2 separate regions of the Mus musculus genome follow, and region 2 is linked to region 1. Evidence: chromatin loops called from intact Hi-C (ENCODE). Cell type or tissue: heart. All regions are shown on one strand.

The links. A loop is a pair of places that touch in the nucleus more often than their neighbours do. Peaks named below come from ENCODE experiments on the same cell type or tissue, not always from the same donor. Only the 100,000 strongest peaks of a DNase experiment are listed, where the experiment ranks them.
Region 2: it touches region 1 in a loop (9-fold over the local background); 41 of 42 quality-filtered maps call a loop at or near these places.

The regions. Positions count from the first base shown.
Region 1 is chr9:102,631,984-102,639,983 of GRCm38, forward strand. It overlaps Anapc13 (anaphase promoting complex subunit 13), which reads left to right. Exons shown (of 3, transcript NM_181394.3): 3 at 2,031-2,261. The coding sequence ends at 2,156. Among named protein-coding and RNA genes, the nearest start is that of Anapc13, 9.7 kb to the left of the region's middle. In heart, CTCF peaks have their summits at 1,133 (motif pointing right) and 4,688 (motif pointing right); DNase peaks (open chromatin) are centred at 338 and 4,788; H3K27ac peaks cover 3,395 bases.
Region 2 is chr9:102,780,630-102,788,629 of GRCm38, forward strand. No RefSeq gene overlaps it. Among named protein-coding and RNA genes, the nearest start is that of Gm46151, 6.1 kb to the left of the region's middle. In heart, CTCF peaks have their summits at 3,959 (motif pointing left) and 5,015 (motif pointing right); a DNase peak (open chromatin) is centred at 3,952; H3K27ac peaks cover 3,100 bases.

The DNA of each region.
Region 1 (8,000 bases):
GTGTTGTGATTCTAAAGGAATGTGTCTGTCAGTTAGCTTTTGCTGCATAACAAATTATCCTGAAACTTAATGGCTTACAATAACAACTGTTTGGTCATAATTTTATTTCTTATTGGGGAGGTCTGGTCCACACCAGTTCAGCCAACTAATCCTAGGCTTGCTGGTGCTGCAGTGTCAGGCAGCAGACTAGCTGGAGCCCCTCTGCCAGTTAACAGGATGTCTCCAGGAAGTAGGGTGCCTGGCACTTGGCACACACCACCCTGCAGGTCCTCTGGGACCTCAGCCTCAGGTTCAGCAGCAACAGGGAAGTGCAGAGCACTTAGGGCTCAGGCCCAGAACTGCCCCACAGCTGCATTCTGCTGAGATGGGCAAGTCTGTGGCCAATCCAAAGGCACAGTCAGGGTTAGACTCTGCGGCTTGGCAGGAACAGCTGCAGACAGCTGCAGCTGTTGGTGAATTTGTCCCTGTGGATATTGTGCGTATGGTATTTTGTGTTGGGTGGGCATGTTTTGTCTAGTTTTACATGGTAGTATTCATCGCAAGAATTAATAGTCACCAAGCAAACGATACATCATTTTAGGAAGCCTAGTATGCCATTAGAGAGCATGACATTAAGTCGTTCTTAATCAAAGGCCTGTTTATTTTTTGTGACCTGTAGATAGTTATTAAGGTCAGATTTCTAAACGGACTAGAGAATGACAGTTCTCTGGCTCTGTTTACAGAATGTTGAATCTCACTTTACTTTCGGCATAGCAGACGCATGTTGTGCAAACACATTGGGGTTTTCCTGTATGTGTGTACCTGTGTGCCATGACACACATGTAGAACTCAGCGTTGTCTGCAGTGCCTTTACCCACTGAACCACTTTACTGGACCTGCTTCAAATACATCTGTACATATTGTAGCCAAGTATCATGTTCCATATGTTGAACATAATTTTAAAAATAAAAATACCTCCACATAGTATAAATATAAGTGAGAAATCCTAACTTTGAATATGAAAGCATCAGTTTTCTAACACAAAGTGTAAGTTCAGGGAATTGCACAGAAATACATGTGGTGAACTCTGGAGCCATGGCTTATCTCTGTAAGAAAATGGCTCTTGGGGTGTGAGCTAGTCTTTACTGTGCTTTCCACTAGGGGGAGCTCTCACCTGTTACATTGTCAGTGTCCATTATCCAGCCCATATTGTCACTAAAGAAAGCATTTTGTTGCAGCATTTTTTCTTCTTGATACAATTCCTGTATTTGAGAACATATCAGCAAATCAGATTGGCCCTTAAAGCATTTTTCAATAGGTTTAGCATTGGTTCTTGTCAGTGTTCTCAGCCACTCAGCAGTGTGTGCCCTAGAGTACTGAGTACCCTCACAGCATGCACTGGATCTAATGTCCTTACTCTCCCCGTCCCCAAGGCAGAGACATGGGGGTGAAAAAAAAAGCTCTTTTTTTTTTTTCTCCAATTTTTGAGAGTGGAAACAAAAGCCCCCAAGGGTTTGAATTACCTCATCAACCCAATAAGCCAGCAAATGAAGGCTGTCTGGGCCTCCAGTCTCTGCCCTTAGCCCTCCTGCCCCACTGCCTTTTATAAGAAAACCAGAGTCACAGGGCCAGCATTCCCATGAGGCTTCCAAGCAAGCCGCACTGAACAGACCTCTGATATTTTCTATCCATCTGTTTGTTTAGGCTCTCTCTTTAGAGCATCATATCAGCTTTGCTGGCTGTTCCCAGGCCCTCGGAGGCTTTCTTTCCTAATGCCTTTGTGTTTTCAGAAGTAACTGCAGGACCAGGTCCACACCTATAATCCCAGCTCCTGGGAGGCAAAGGAGGATGGGAAAGAGACTTGGGGGTGATCGGCTGAGAGTGTGGCTCAGTGAGAGAGTGCTAGTGTATCTCAGCAGGGCCCTGAGCGCAGTCCCCGGCCGCGCAGAAACACAGTTCAAGATTTGGGGCCAGCCTAGGCTACCTGAGACCCATCTCAAGGATAGAAAAGACACTTCCTGATGGTCGTTACGGCTGTGCTTCCCTTCCAGAGTGAGCTTCCTGAGCCCGAGCAAGACAACGGAGGCACCACAGAGTCTGTGAAAGAACAGGAGATGAAGTGGACAGACCTGGCCTTACAGGGCCTCCACGAGAACGTCCCACCCGCTGGAAACTGATGCCGGGCTCCTTCCCACGGACGGAGTTTTCAAACATATGGGGATAAAAATGTTTCCTGTCGCCAAATGCAGATCTTTAGCAATAAATCAACACTCAAAAGCATATGCCCACTTGGTTTTCGTTTTGTTTTGCTGTTTTGTTTAACCAACAAAGCACAGCATGAAAACATTCTGAGTGAGAAACTGAGACTTCCCAGGAATGTAGACCGCGGCTCTGGAAGCCTGCGGCAGGTGATGCACACACTTGCGTTTGAACACCGTCGATTAAACGTTTGCCTTTGGCTCCAGTTTTGCTTCTGTCAAAGTTTAATACTGCCCAGCTACTTTGGCACGAGTAGTTGAGAATACAAGCAGGAAAGGCAGCAGAAACCAGGCATGAAGAGAGCCACAGACTCGCATTCCCATGCCTGAGACGTGTTCTGAGTGACGTTAGCCTGTAGGTGCCTATGCCCCGAGCAGATACTCCACTCTCTGATAACTGGCATTCTTAAGATTCCCAAGCTACTTTTAGACATTGCATAAATGTACAGATTTAAAAGTTATCTCTGAAGAATTAGGGGATGGCTTAGTCAGGACCTAAGTTTGATCCCAACTCCAGTAAAAATTGGGCTTCGTGCCATGGTAGTGTGTGCTTGTAATCCTGCTTAGCTGTTAGTCACCTCTGCTCTCCGTCTGTGGTTATTGCCTTTGCACCACTGGAGAGGTTCTCTGCGTGAATGGAATACTCCTTTTATTCAGAATAATAATGGCATCTCATACCTCAGAGCCCCCTCAAATATAAAACACTGTGAAGCCAGTAGTCAGTACAATATTTATACAAAAATTTGTCAGCGGTGGAAAGATGGCTCAAGTGGTTAAGAGCACTTCCTGCTCGTTCTTGGCACCCACATACCAGCTCATACCTGTCTGTGACTCCAGTTCCAGGGGGTTCCTTACCCTCTTCTGGCCTCTGGGGGGGCTGCACACATGAGATGCATATGCATACATAATAGGCAAGACACTCATAAAAATAAATTTTTAGAATTTCTAAAGACTCCACGGCATCAAGCCTTGGGGATAGAAGTACTGCTATAAAATGTCAGTTATTGGCTCTCCCTTCCAGCCGTCTCCCCGAGACAGTATAAGCACAGAACTCCAGAGGACGTGTATCTTTGGCAGCCAGTATACAGAGAACGGGTGAAAAAAAAAAAACAGGGAAAGGGACATCCAAGAAGTACAGCATAGTAGATTCCAGTAGATGTCATTCACTTTAAAGAAAGTGTGGCATTTCTTGTACCTGCCTTGGCTTTCTGAACAAACACCTGACATACAAGTGGCCAGGGAAAACAGTGAGGGGTGAATGTTGACCACCGAGCAAGAGATGACACAAAGCTTCAAAGTGGAACTGGTGTTGCCAGCAAGAAACCTGGGTGGTCTAGGGGCTTCTCCACATCTCCCGAGTCATCGAAAGACTTAATCAGAGCTGGGGACTGCCTGATCTGTTTGGTTTGGTTTGCTTTTTGTTTGTTTGTTTCATTTTGTTTTGTTTTGTTCCAAGACTTTCTTTGTATAAACCCTGGCTGTCCTGGAACTAACTCTGCAGACCAGGCTGCCCTGGAACTCACAGAGATCGCCTGCCTCTGCCTCCCAAGTGCTAGGATTAAAGGTGTGAGACACCACCATCCAGCTTTTATTTGTTGTTTTTGTTGTGTTGTTGTCGTCGTCGTCGTTTATTTGTTTTTTAATGCAAGTCACCCCAGTAGATGGATTTCAGTTAAGACAGGAAATGTAAAAGACAAAAGAGCTTTACACTGAAAAAGATGATGGTGGCTTGGACTGTGGAGGCGAAGGTGGAAGTAGAGGAGGTCGAGATAGCTTTTCCTGGTGGACTTGTCCAGGCTTACCCACTGCACAGTATTCCCTGCAGTGAGATCCCTGGATTGTACGTGTATGGTTCTAAAGAGACTCACATGCAGTGTAAGCCTTGTCTTATAACCCAGAACTGAATTCTCTTGAGCCAGACACAGGCCTGCAGATACAATCTCTGTCCCTGAGAAACATCCAGAGGCCAGGAGCTGCCCATCATCTGAAGCCCATCTTAGACCCACCCCTTCATGGTATCGCAACAATGGCAGCTGGGGTGGATGGAACACTTCCATGGCTCAAGCCCTGCCTTTTCTTTTTAGCTGGATGTCATTGTCCTTTGAATAGGAGATAACAGCTTAAAATTTAATGTTAGCTTGTCAAAAGTTAAGAGACTTATAAAAGTCACTCAAATAGTAAGGGCTTTCCAACCTAGACTGTCACAGCTCAAAACCCATGTCGTTGCCAAAAGCCACATCAATGCCCTAGAAAATCCCACCAGAATTCTCAAATTTTTCATGTTTTTCTAATTTATAGAACAGAGACAGAATTGACAACATTCTTATTAGGGGACCTGAGATACATAAAACAGTAAATATTACTGTTTAGTTACCAAAATAAGATAATTGCTACCAAAAGAAAAAAAATCATGGTTTCACTCATTTTCAGTTTGTCATCAGTGCCCCTTTATCACCAGCAGGGGCCGCTCAACTCCTTTTTAAAAATTTGTGTCTGGTTCCTAAGCCGTCCTGTAGTCCTTCAGTGAACCAACCCAACGGAAGCTGCAAGTCCTGAGGTGCTGGCCCAGAAGGGCAGCTGGGACTCAGATGATGGACACCCCCAACCTGCCTCGGCCTCTGAGCCAACCAGCTCTGGTTCCATGAGTGTGCACTCTCAGAAGCATTCATTCAGATGAATGCTTCACCCTCTGATCTTGAGTCTTTCAATTGCTTGTTAAAAGGACCCAGGTTTTCATCTTGCAATGGCTTCCAACTGTAGCTAGCTAATCCATGGCAGCCATCAGTCAGAGCGCTCCATGTTGACTGGAGAGTGACTCAAATGTCACTACATTGGCAGGGTGGGCATTGAAGGTTCTATATCAGCAGACTTTAAAGCACAAGAAAAGCAGGCAGGTCCCAGAGAAGCAGAGTGGAGAGCTAGGGCCAGCATCTTTGCTGTCACAGGGGGCTTGGGGGTCCTCTCAAGATCTCCCAAGGTGGTAGCTGAATGAACTCAGGAAGACTTGCCTGATTGACCGTGGGGTGAGGGGCAGGTACAGAGATTCTGTAAGCCCAGCAAGACAGGTGAGTGGACAGCTAAGAGCACTTGAGGCAAGGTAATCAATCATGTGACTCCGGGGCACGTCCTTACTGCAGTTTTTCCAGGCTCTTAGCCAATGACTATGTAACCTTCTGTAGCCCTGTCTCAGAGTAGACCCTTTGACCCAAATAAGGTAAGAAAAGCACGATGACAGCTGGGGACAGTGTTCAACTCCTCTGCCTATGACTGGTAGGTCAGTAGTATAAAGACTGTCTGCCTATTTTTCTTTGGGTTGTTTTCTCAGTTGGCTAAACGTATGCAAAAACTATTTTTGTGACTCAAATTTGGCCAAATCGTAGCAGTTTCCTTTGTTTTCAGCTAATGCTGTTCTGGGAGTTGATCGTCCATATGCAGAAAAATATGCACGCACGCACACTCATTAGCTGGATTTGCTGGGGGCGGGAGAAGGGGACAAAGGGGTGGAGAGCTCAAAAATACCAAATGACTGGAGAGGAAATGAGAGAGGGTGATGTAAAAGCCCATCCCTGTCTTCCCTGGTGACTCAGGCCCCCTTTATAGAGATGCCACCACCCGAGGGCAAAAAAGACTTTCCTCCACCCATACTCTGGTCTTGCCTTGGCTCTTCTGGCAGTTCTGTCCCCAGCTTCCACTCCACCTGCCTTCCAAATGCTACTCATTAAGTGGCAGCCGTGCTGGCCCTGGAGGACTTTCTGCCAAATCGCCAGTGAGCTTGCCCTTGACTGAGACCCCTCATGGTCTGATCCATCTTCTTTCAAGGCTCTGGTGTTCCCAGCCTCTCTCCTCCCAGACTCTAGTCTCACGGTTGTGATGATTTTAGGAGATGTACCTACCCTCCATCCATCCCGCTCTCACCCGGGCTACCCCAGAGCTGGGAAGGTCAGGGACTTGTGCAAGTACAGGGCACCAAGGCACCTGAGCCTTGGGCTGGGTTCAGGGCACTCATGGCAGAAGCAGATAGGGCTGGTCCCTACCCCCTGGGCTTTTCACTTTGTATCCTCAATCAATCAGCCATCTCTCCGTGACCTGTTTTGTTTTGTTTTTTTCTGTCGCTTGCTTCTTTTATTTATTGTAATACTAGCATTTATCTTCTTATCTAGAAGCATTCAACTTCTTCCCCTCTCTGCTTTCATTTTGCAAAGTCTCTGAAATAATACATTTTGTTGTTGTTGTTGTTGTTGTTTTGTTTTGTTTTGTTTTTTCAAGACAGGGTTTCTCTGTGTAGCCCTGGCTGTCCTGGAACTCACTCTGTAGACCAGGCTGGCCTCAAACTCAGAAATCCGCCTGCCTCTGCCTCCCGAGTGGAAACAATACATTTTATATCAAATTCACAGCTCATTTGTCTCCCTTAATAGTTGCTCATCTAACATTATATATGCATAAAATGTATGCACGGTAACTATATGCACAGACCTTGAAACCAAAGGACTCGAGTTCAAAACCCAAAGCCAAGCAACACTCCAGCTGCGCATCCCCTCACAGGCGATATTACCTTGCTAAGCCCAGGTCTCTGTGAAGCGAAGGTTGACAACACTACTATATCATACGAGTCTCAGGTTAAATGGGGCAGTGCAGGTGATGGGTTTGGACAGATTGGGACCCATGGCAAATACCTGAAACCTGAGCTATTGCTTCTTATTAATATAATGCAGCAGGCACTTCAAAGGCATCCGATATTAAGCTCGTCCAGATTTTGGAGATGGCGAGGTTCAGCAGCAACGACTTAGAAGGCAGAAGACCTGGGTTTGAGCTCTCTCTTAAGGAAACTGTGCTGGGGGTTGAACCCAGGACCTTCCATTATGCTCAGCAAGACTATATGGCTGAGCTCCAGCTCCAGCCTGAAAAGCCTCTGGTTTTAAGATCTAATTGACCCCTTGCTGACCTCGGGACCAGGAGGAGTCTGCCAACTTCTCTCAGCCTTCTGGAATCAAAGAGTAAAAATGCATTCAAAACTCCACTGTCGCTTAAAGAATGATAAACATTTAAGTTAAGCATCCAGATTTTATTTCCTGCATAAATGTTCTGAAATTCATGTTTTAACAGCGCTGGATGTGTGTGCTAAGCTGATAGGTGCTTGTGCGGGCATAGCTGACTATGATTTGCATAAATATGTTTTCTGCAGTCTGGAAGGAAAGACAACAAACCTACTGGCAAGGGTCACCTCCAGGGACAAGATTTGACAGGCTGAGGAAGGAAATTCCACAGCTATCCTTCAGAAAAAAGTCGTAGCTCTTTGGGTAATTTTTTTTCAGATAATCATATAAATGCTGCAAAATTTAGAAAAGTATTGTTTATTTTCATAAAAAACAAAACCAAAAACTCTTCTCACTGTTCTTGAAAGAAGTTCTGGGACATGGGTCAAAACTCTTATCTGTAGTCAGTAACTTCCGAGCAAGCGTCAGATCCACACAAAGCACTCTGGGAAATGCACGTATAGCTCTGAAGGTGGGGTTCGTGCCTGATAGTGCAGTGTGTGAGGCCACGTAAGTCACTCACATAGAAGAGCACAACGTGGAATGTGTGCAGCACACAGCTAATAGAGCTCAGGAAATATCTGCTGGACCAATGGACTGCTGGGTGGATCTGTGTGTGGCCGGCCACATCAAGTGCATGGATTCGTGGCTGGACCTGTGGATGGATAGGTAGGTGGACAGGTATGGACATGGAGACCATGCAAGAGGAGAGAAGGAAAGACAAAGGCCT
Region 2 (8,000 bases), 150 kb after region 1:
AGAAAGAAAGAAAGGAAGGAAGGAAGGAAGAAAGGAAGAAAGGAAGAAAGAAAGGAAGAAAGAAAGTCAACCATTCACTACTTTGACCTCTTACAAATGGAGCCTTGCTGTGTTTGTCTTCATACCATAGCATGAGTTCTTATGGAGCCTTGGTTGGCCTGGAACTCACAAAGATCCTCCTGCCTCTGTTTGAGTGCTGAGATTAAATACATTTTCTTCTTCATGTGTTTAAAATCTTTTCCACTTTCCCAGATTGTTGACCTATCTTTCTTTGGAGGAAAGGAACAATAGATGAACACCATCTACATAGGAACACAGACATGGTTATCTGCCTGCACACCTGCTGACGTACCTAGGAACCCAGCAACATAGCACAGCCTGAAGCTTGCATTGCTCAGGAGGGTGGATCCAGGAAAGGCGAGAGAAAGAGCAAGAACCAAACTCTCATTGAGCAGCTTTTCAGCTTCTAGAAAGGGTGGGGGCATAGGAGGACTCTGTTCAAGGTCGAGTGTGGTGGCTAGTTTGTCTTGTGTGGTTGCTTTCCCCGCCTCTTCAAGCAGGAAGATAAAGGGGCTCTTTAGTTGCTGGCATAGGTCTTTTCCATCATGTCAACATGGAGACCCATAGTGACAGGGTGGAAAGAGGCCATGAAGCCCTGGGTTTGAGAGTGCAGCCCTGACTCAAGCTTCTCCATCTTTATCCCCATCTACTCTTCTCAGGGTGTCCTGGTGGGTCATCAAACGGACACCAGGGCGATGCTTCAGTGGGATGTGAGGATGCGTGATGTGATAATGACTAAGTCAGACTCAAAAAAAACCACCATTTCTCAACTACTTACCAACCTTGGGCCCTATTCCCAAGAATCTCAGTATTCCTTGGAGGTGACAGTGTGTTAAGACAGAGGCAGGTCCAGGCACAGCTGAGGCACAGATGGGTGTGTTAGAGTCACCTACAGCAGAGAAGAACATTGGGGTGGGGGGAGCGCGGCCTAGAAAGGACTTTAGTGGAATCCTGGGAGATATAGGACCATAGAAGCTTCTCCCAGAAAGGGGGGGGGGATCTTTCTAGAGTCTTCTTTCATACCCTGAGGCCACCATGTCCCTGTGCTAGTATTTTGCTAGAGAATTCCTGTCATTTCTGCTACTCATGTGTCTAGATCAGCTAGCCTGTAAGCCTGTGCTCTAAAGCCACTTTCTGAAGATGGATATGATCAAAGATTCCCTAGGCAAGGGAGTGGTTTCAGGAAAGAATTAGTCTCAGAGTGTTGGCCTCTTCCTCCTGGTAATGCTTCCTTCTGCCCGGAGCCTTCTGCATGTTAACCTTCAGACCTCTGTGTGTCCAGGGGGCTGCATGGAAGGCAATGGGCAGGGCCCAGTCTCATAAGCAGGGTGAGTCTCCTTCTGCACAGCTCCACTCCATCGGCCCTTACCTTTCCTAATTAGGTGGATGTCTGGCCTCCTTGTGCTTAGAATGAATAGAAAATTACCTGGCTTGACTAATTTCATAGGAAAAATAAGGCCTTGTAAAAAGCCATTTGGTGTATATTGTTTTGTCTGCATGTATATCTGTGCACCACATGTGTGCCTGGTCCCATCAGAGGCCCAAGGACTGAAGATACAAATGGATATGAGCTGCCAGGTAGGTGCTGGGAATCAAACTTGGGTCCTCTGGAAGAGGAGCCTGTGCTCCTAACTGCTGAGCCATCTCCCCAGCTCCCAGATAAGAAGCTGTTTACAAGTTTTTCTTCTGGTTCTATTCTTTATTTCTTTCACATTTATTGGCTTATTTTGTGTGCATGCGTGTGTGCCTGCATGTGTGTGCTTGACGTGGCATTGTGTGGAGGTCAGAGGGCACCTGTAGGGAGCTGGTTCTCTTCTACCATGTGAGTCCCAAGGATCCAACTCCTCGGGTCATTAGGCTTGGTGGCAAGTGACATTAATCACTGAACCATCTTACTGGTCTTTCGTTATTCTACATACTTTAGATGGAGTCCTTAACTCCTGATTCTTCTTCCTCCCAAGGGCTGGAATTACAGGCACGCACCATTCCATCCGGTTAATCTTGGAGATTCAGCCTGGAGCTTCCTGCGTGGTAGGCAAATGAACTCACTGAGACGAACTTTGTCTTTGCAAAGTTTTAAAATTTATCTTGTAATGTTTGGAGTTGGGGGAGATGGACTGGGTTTGTCGATGTGCCTCCTGGTCCCACTCAGAGATTCTGAGTCAGGCAGTCTTGAGTAGGGTCCAGGACTCTGCATATTTTGAGACTCATCCCCAAGTAATCCTGCTGCTGCTAGCTTGGACAGGAATGATAAAGGTGAGTTTGCATTCCTTCTCAGCAAATCCACCCAGTGTGAACTTCTCCTTTGTCAAGACTTGGACAAATCCCACAAGATTACTTTTTAAATCCGCTGTCCCTAAAAAAAGAATTTCACGGAGGAATGTAGTTTGGAGGAAGGCCCTCCCACTGAACAGGGATAGGAAGTGCACGGTAAACTAGGGTAGAGCTGGAAAAGCCCCACCAAGCAAGCCGAAGAACATGCTCGGGTGAACACGCTCGGGTGAACATGTGTCGACTCCTTTTCTTCAAGCCTCTTCCTTTCTGTACCAGGTGCCAGACGGTCCCGAGGCAGAACAAAGCCACAGAAGACAGCTGATATGAAAGGCTTTAGCCTTCATAGAACCAAAGTCCCCTTGGGTCATGGTTCGAGTGTCTGTACCTTGACTGCCAGGAACAGTCTTCAGAGTCCAGTTACCCGGGTCCTTGGCCCCAGACAAACTCCAAGAGTTGATAAGATAGGAAGGTCGTCTTCTTGGCTGTGGCACACACTTCCTCAGCCCTGGCCTGATTTTGCTTGCATCCCCGCTGTGACATGAGCAAGCACGCATGTCACATGTCACGAGCTGCTGTTAAGGTCAAGGCTCGGGGACCTTTGATATTACCTCAAGCTCATCAGAAATGAGAGACCTGCTATTGTTTCAAAAGGTTTGACAAGCTTGAATTTGGATGGTACACCTTGTCAGCACTGTCCTCGGTTCAGTGTCATTGCGTAGCTGAGAGGTCGGACAGGCACGGGAGTGATATCTTAGGCATTTTTCCAAGCTCGAATGCAGGTACTGGCGACACTGCATTCGGGCCCTCATTTCTGAAGATGCTTAAACACCCCTCCCCCACTTCCTTCCGTGAGGACTCCTTTAGTTACTTTGTGACACCCAGTCCTTCCAGTAAGTAGAAAGGGTGTATGCAATAGAATTCTGGTTACAGGGAGGTGACTCCACCGTCCTTCCACGCTCACTATATAGCATGCACTCTGCTGACCTTGTGACACAGGACCTCAGAAAGCATCAGTGCCAGTCTGGATAGCAAAGGTGTTTTGTTTTTTGAGACGGGGGTGGGGGGGGTGGGGTGGGGGGTGTGCCTCTCACATTTCTATCTCTAAAACTAACACAGTAAATACGTAAGTAAATGTTATACAATGTTCTTTCTCTTGCCCTTAACAGATCATTTTGCATACCCCCCAATTTGGAGATCATTGACATGGCTGGAATCTTCCTAGCCAAGGACACACATCTCTGAGAGCCCGCATTTCTCTCTCAAGAAGGGAACACACACACACACACACACACACACACACACACACACGTATTTAAAAAAAAACCAAAAACAAACAAACAAACAAAACACCTCAAAACCATTTGAGTAGGTCTCTACAACACAAAGAAACTCTGTCCTAGGAGAAAAAGTCGTGCTTCTACTTCTGGATCTGGGAAGCCACACTCCCATTATTCTGGGTCGGGTAGGTCCCAGACTGGGGGAAGGGAAGGTGGAGAGGGCACCAGGGCGTCTGAATTTGTGGAATTCCTTTGGACTCACTGGCAGTTCTCAAACTGCGTTCCTGGAGGGATAGTGGCTGTGTTGTTGGCCTGAGCATGGGGAAACAGCGGCCCCTGGTGGTGAAGTTATGAAATGCTCTCCAGGCACCGATTAGTAAGTCTTGAGTTTGTCTGGGGCCAAGTAAGTCTTAGTAAGGCTATCACGAGACATCTTGTCCTTCCAAACTCTGTAAGCACTTTCAGAGAGGCTCAAATGTCCTGAAAGATTAAAAAATGAGGGAACCATTTGTTGCTGTGCTCCCCGGTGGCTATCCTCGTAGCCTTGAGAGGTGTCGGAGCTTTTGAGGTTACTAATGTCAGCTACTCTGTGCCAGGAAGTGTTCACACAATCAGGCTGGAAGGTGTCCATGGTGAGGCTAGGGGCTCCTGCCAGCTTGAAGCCCCTCCTCCTCATGCCCCCTTCCTCCCTAGGGATTCTTTGCTCCCCCACCCATTGCCTCTCACCCTCTCATTTAGCTGAGCTGGTTTCTTGTTTTTGTAATAGTGGGTCTTGAACCCAAGTCCTCACACATGTTAGGCGAGCACTCTGGCATTGAGCTATGCCTCCTGCCCCCCCCCCCAAACTCACATTTAGCTTGCTTATCTCTCCACTAAAGCAGAAACCATCAGGACTCACATAGCCTTGCACTGAAATACAAGAGGACTACATAATTGCTCCTGCTTGGTTTCTGTTTTTTTGGTAGCTTGGAAGACAAACCCGCTACACTGTGACCATTTTCTTTTGGAAAGGTCTGATGTAGCCATTCCGCTCCGGCATGGACTGGGGTAGAGAATAGGCAAAGAACCACCCATTCCAAAAAAAGAAAACATGATTTCCAAAGAAATGCCCTGAAGCCAATTGATCTCCAAAGCCCATCTCCTTGGATGCTTGTGAATGCTTTTCCTTTTAGGGTTAGAGGACTGAAAACGGCTCACCCTTTCCCTGCCTTTTTCCTCCCAGGGACATGAGGACTGTCTCTCTTGGCTCCGACCTTTCAGGGAGGAGAGACGCAAAGGCTGTGGTAAACCCATGGACAAAGGATTTTTATGAGCTCAAAGGTGTTTCCAATTTCTTTTCTTCTTATTTTTTTAAGATTTATTTATTATTATACATAAGTACACTGTAGCTGTCTTCAGACGAGCCAGAAGAGGGCATCAGATCTCATCATGGGTAGTTGTGAGCCACCATGTGGTTGCTGGGATTTGAACTCAGGACCTTTGGAAGAACAGTCAATGCTCTTAACCACTGAACCATCTTGCCAACCCTCCAATTTCTTTTAGACTAGACATTAAACACCATTAACTCCAGGACAAGTGCAGGTACAGACACCATAATGGGCTAGTGATTCCACTAAGTATGTCATGTATTTATGTTGAAAAAAAAGGGGGGGGATAATTTGGCTTAGCGGTGGTGGTGGCCTTTAATGCCAGCACTTTGGAGGTAGAGGCAGGCAGATCTCTGTGAGTTCAAGGCCAGCTTGGTCTACAGAGGGAATTGCAGGATAGCCAGGCCTACACTAAGAAACAGAACCATCCCACTCCACCCCCAAAAGAAAAAAGTGTAATAGTTTAGCCAAAACTTGGAGACAAAACTATCCCAGTAGGACCAAGGGACCAGCCGTGAGATAAGGAAGAGGTGTGAATGCTAACTCTTTCCCTCTTTCTTCCTTTCTTTTTAAAGATTTATTCATTTACTTTATGCATATAGGTGCTCTATCTGCTTGTACACTTGCATACCAGAAGAGGGCATCGAGATCTCATTACAGACCGTTGTGAGCCACCATGTGGTTGCTGAGAATTGAACTCAGGGCCCCTGGAAGAGCAGCCAGTGCTCTAAACTGCTGAGCCATCTCTCCAGCCCCTCAACCCTTATTTTCTAGTAACAGAAGCTAAGAGATAACATGTGGGGGTCTGGAGAGTCAATTGTGACCAAGCCTGGTGACTTGAGTTTGGTCACCATGAGCTGTATTTACTTTAATTATTAGAAAATGAGCTTTTCAGATACTTCTTTGATTTTTTTTCCAAACATAATAATTTAGAATCTTAAAGAAACCAGTAAAACGTGTCAATGTTGATAGACATTTTCAGAATAAAAAGACCCAAAGCTGGGAGGTGAGGGCAGGAGATGAAGAAGACTCAGACCAGTCCAGACTCTAAGCTAGGGCGAACATGTGAAACTCATTGTGAATGTATCCTTTATTCAGCTAGCTAAGGTAATTGCCATCTAGGGGGTGTACTGCTTCTGTGTGCTAACCTAGGCCTGCTCCTGTAAGCTTCTAGCCTCTATACAATCTTCTTACCTAGGCCTATAATGTTTTTGGCCTCTGAGACTTGCTGCTGAATAAGTTCACCCTTTCTTCTTGTAACTGAGCTCATATACAGACCAGTTCAACTCAGCTGTACTGGCTCAAATGCCTCTCCAAGCTGACTGATTCAATCTGGCTTCTCTCAGTTTCTCCTGACTTGCTCTGCTTGGCATCAAACAAACTCTAGCAATCTGTCCTGATCTTCTGGCTCCTTCTCACTCTTTCTCTAACCTGTCTCTGTACAACTGTCCCAGTAAAACTGTCTTCTTTTCTCCCGTTCTCTCGGACGCTCTCTTTTAAGGAGCTCCCCTTTCCTGTCTTCTCCTGAGAGTTGGGCACATCCTATTCTGTCAAATCTTTCTCTGATTCGTCACTTTGTCTGCCACTCAATTAGACATCACTTTCAAACATGGGTGCTCCTTTCTACAATCTAATCTTACCTTTACTGGTTGGAATTAAAGGTGTTTATTAAGGGCATATCTGTGTTCTAGCCAGAGGGATTAAAAATGTGTGTCAAGGGCTGAGCCATATCACAACTAGGAATAGGTTTTTAAGTAAATAACCATCCTGGGTCCACAGTGTGATCAAATATCCTGCACCAATGTATACTTTGTGATTCTACTTATTTTATTTTTAAAATTTATTTCTTCGCTATGTATACATTTATCTGCATGGATTTATGTGCTGTGCACCATGTGTGCTGCACATGTGTGCAGGTGCTGGTGAGGCCATTGGATCCCCTGGAACTGGAGCTGCAAGCAATTGTGAGCTGTCTGATGTGGGAGGAGGAACCCAACCCAGGTCAATGGAAGAGCAGTCAGTGCTCTTAATCACGAAACCATCTCTGCAGCTACAGTGGGAAAAGTGAGCAATGCACACCAGTGTAAACATCTTCACCTGCCTAGATGCCCACAGAACCAGAGAGCCCAGTGCTGCCTGTGGGGAGGGGCTGTGCATGAAGAGTCAGAAGAGCTGTGTCCTTCATCTCAGACCAGAGGAATCCTTTCACTCTTTTCAAGGTAACAACATGAAGAACATAAAATGACATCCTCCAGATGGTGGTACTTTGAGTTCATCATAATTTTCTTAAAATCATCTGCACTAAGCAAAAAAGAAAAGAAAAGTCTTAGCCTTGTGTTTTATTTATTTATTTTTATACTTTTTGTTTGTTTGTTTGTTTTTCGAAACAGGGTTTCTCTGTGTAGCCTTGGCTGTCTTGGCACTCACTTTGTAGACCAGGCTGGCCTCTAACTCAGAAATCCGCCTGCCTCTGCCTCCCAAGTGCTGGGATTAAAGGCATGCACCACCACTGCCTGGCTTTTATACTTTTTAAATTACATTGATTTATTTACTTCGTGTTGGGGGAGATGTGCATGTGTCATGACTTATGATTGAAGGCCACAGAGCAACTTGAGGGACTTGGTTCTCTCTTTCCACCATGTGGGTCCTGGGAATTGAACTCAGGTCACCATGCTTCAAGCTCCCTCCTCCACTGAGCCATCTTGCTGGCCCCAGGCTAGTGTGGTTTTAAGGGTCCTCTGAGTGCAACAGAGACTAGTACAGAACACTCTTGTGTATCTGGGTGAGATTTCAGAACTCAACGGGGAATGTGCACACGATTCCAGGAAACAAACAAATAAACAAACAGGTCAAATACATATACGAGAGTGAGAGCCACCTTGATGACAAATTTTGTAACAGTAGGCTGCTACAGACAACAAAGCACAGTTTTCCAAGTTTTGGAAGAAACTTAAATTGAATCTGAAACTTGATAGTCAAATTTCTAACCATCACGAAGAGCAAATAAATTTTCTGAAACCCC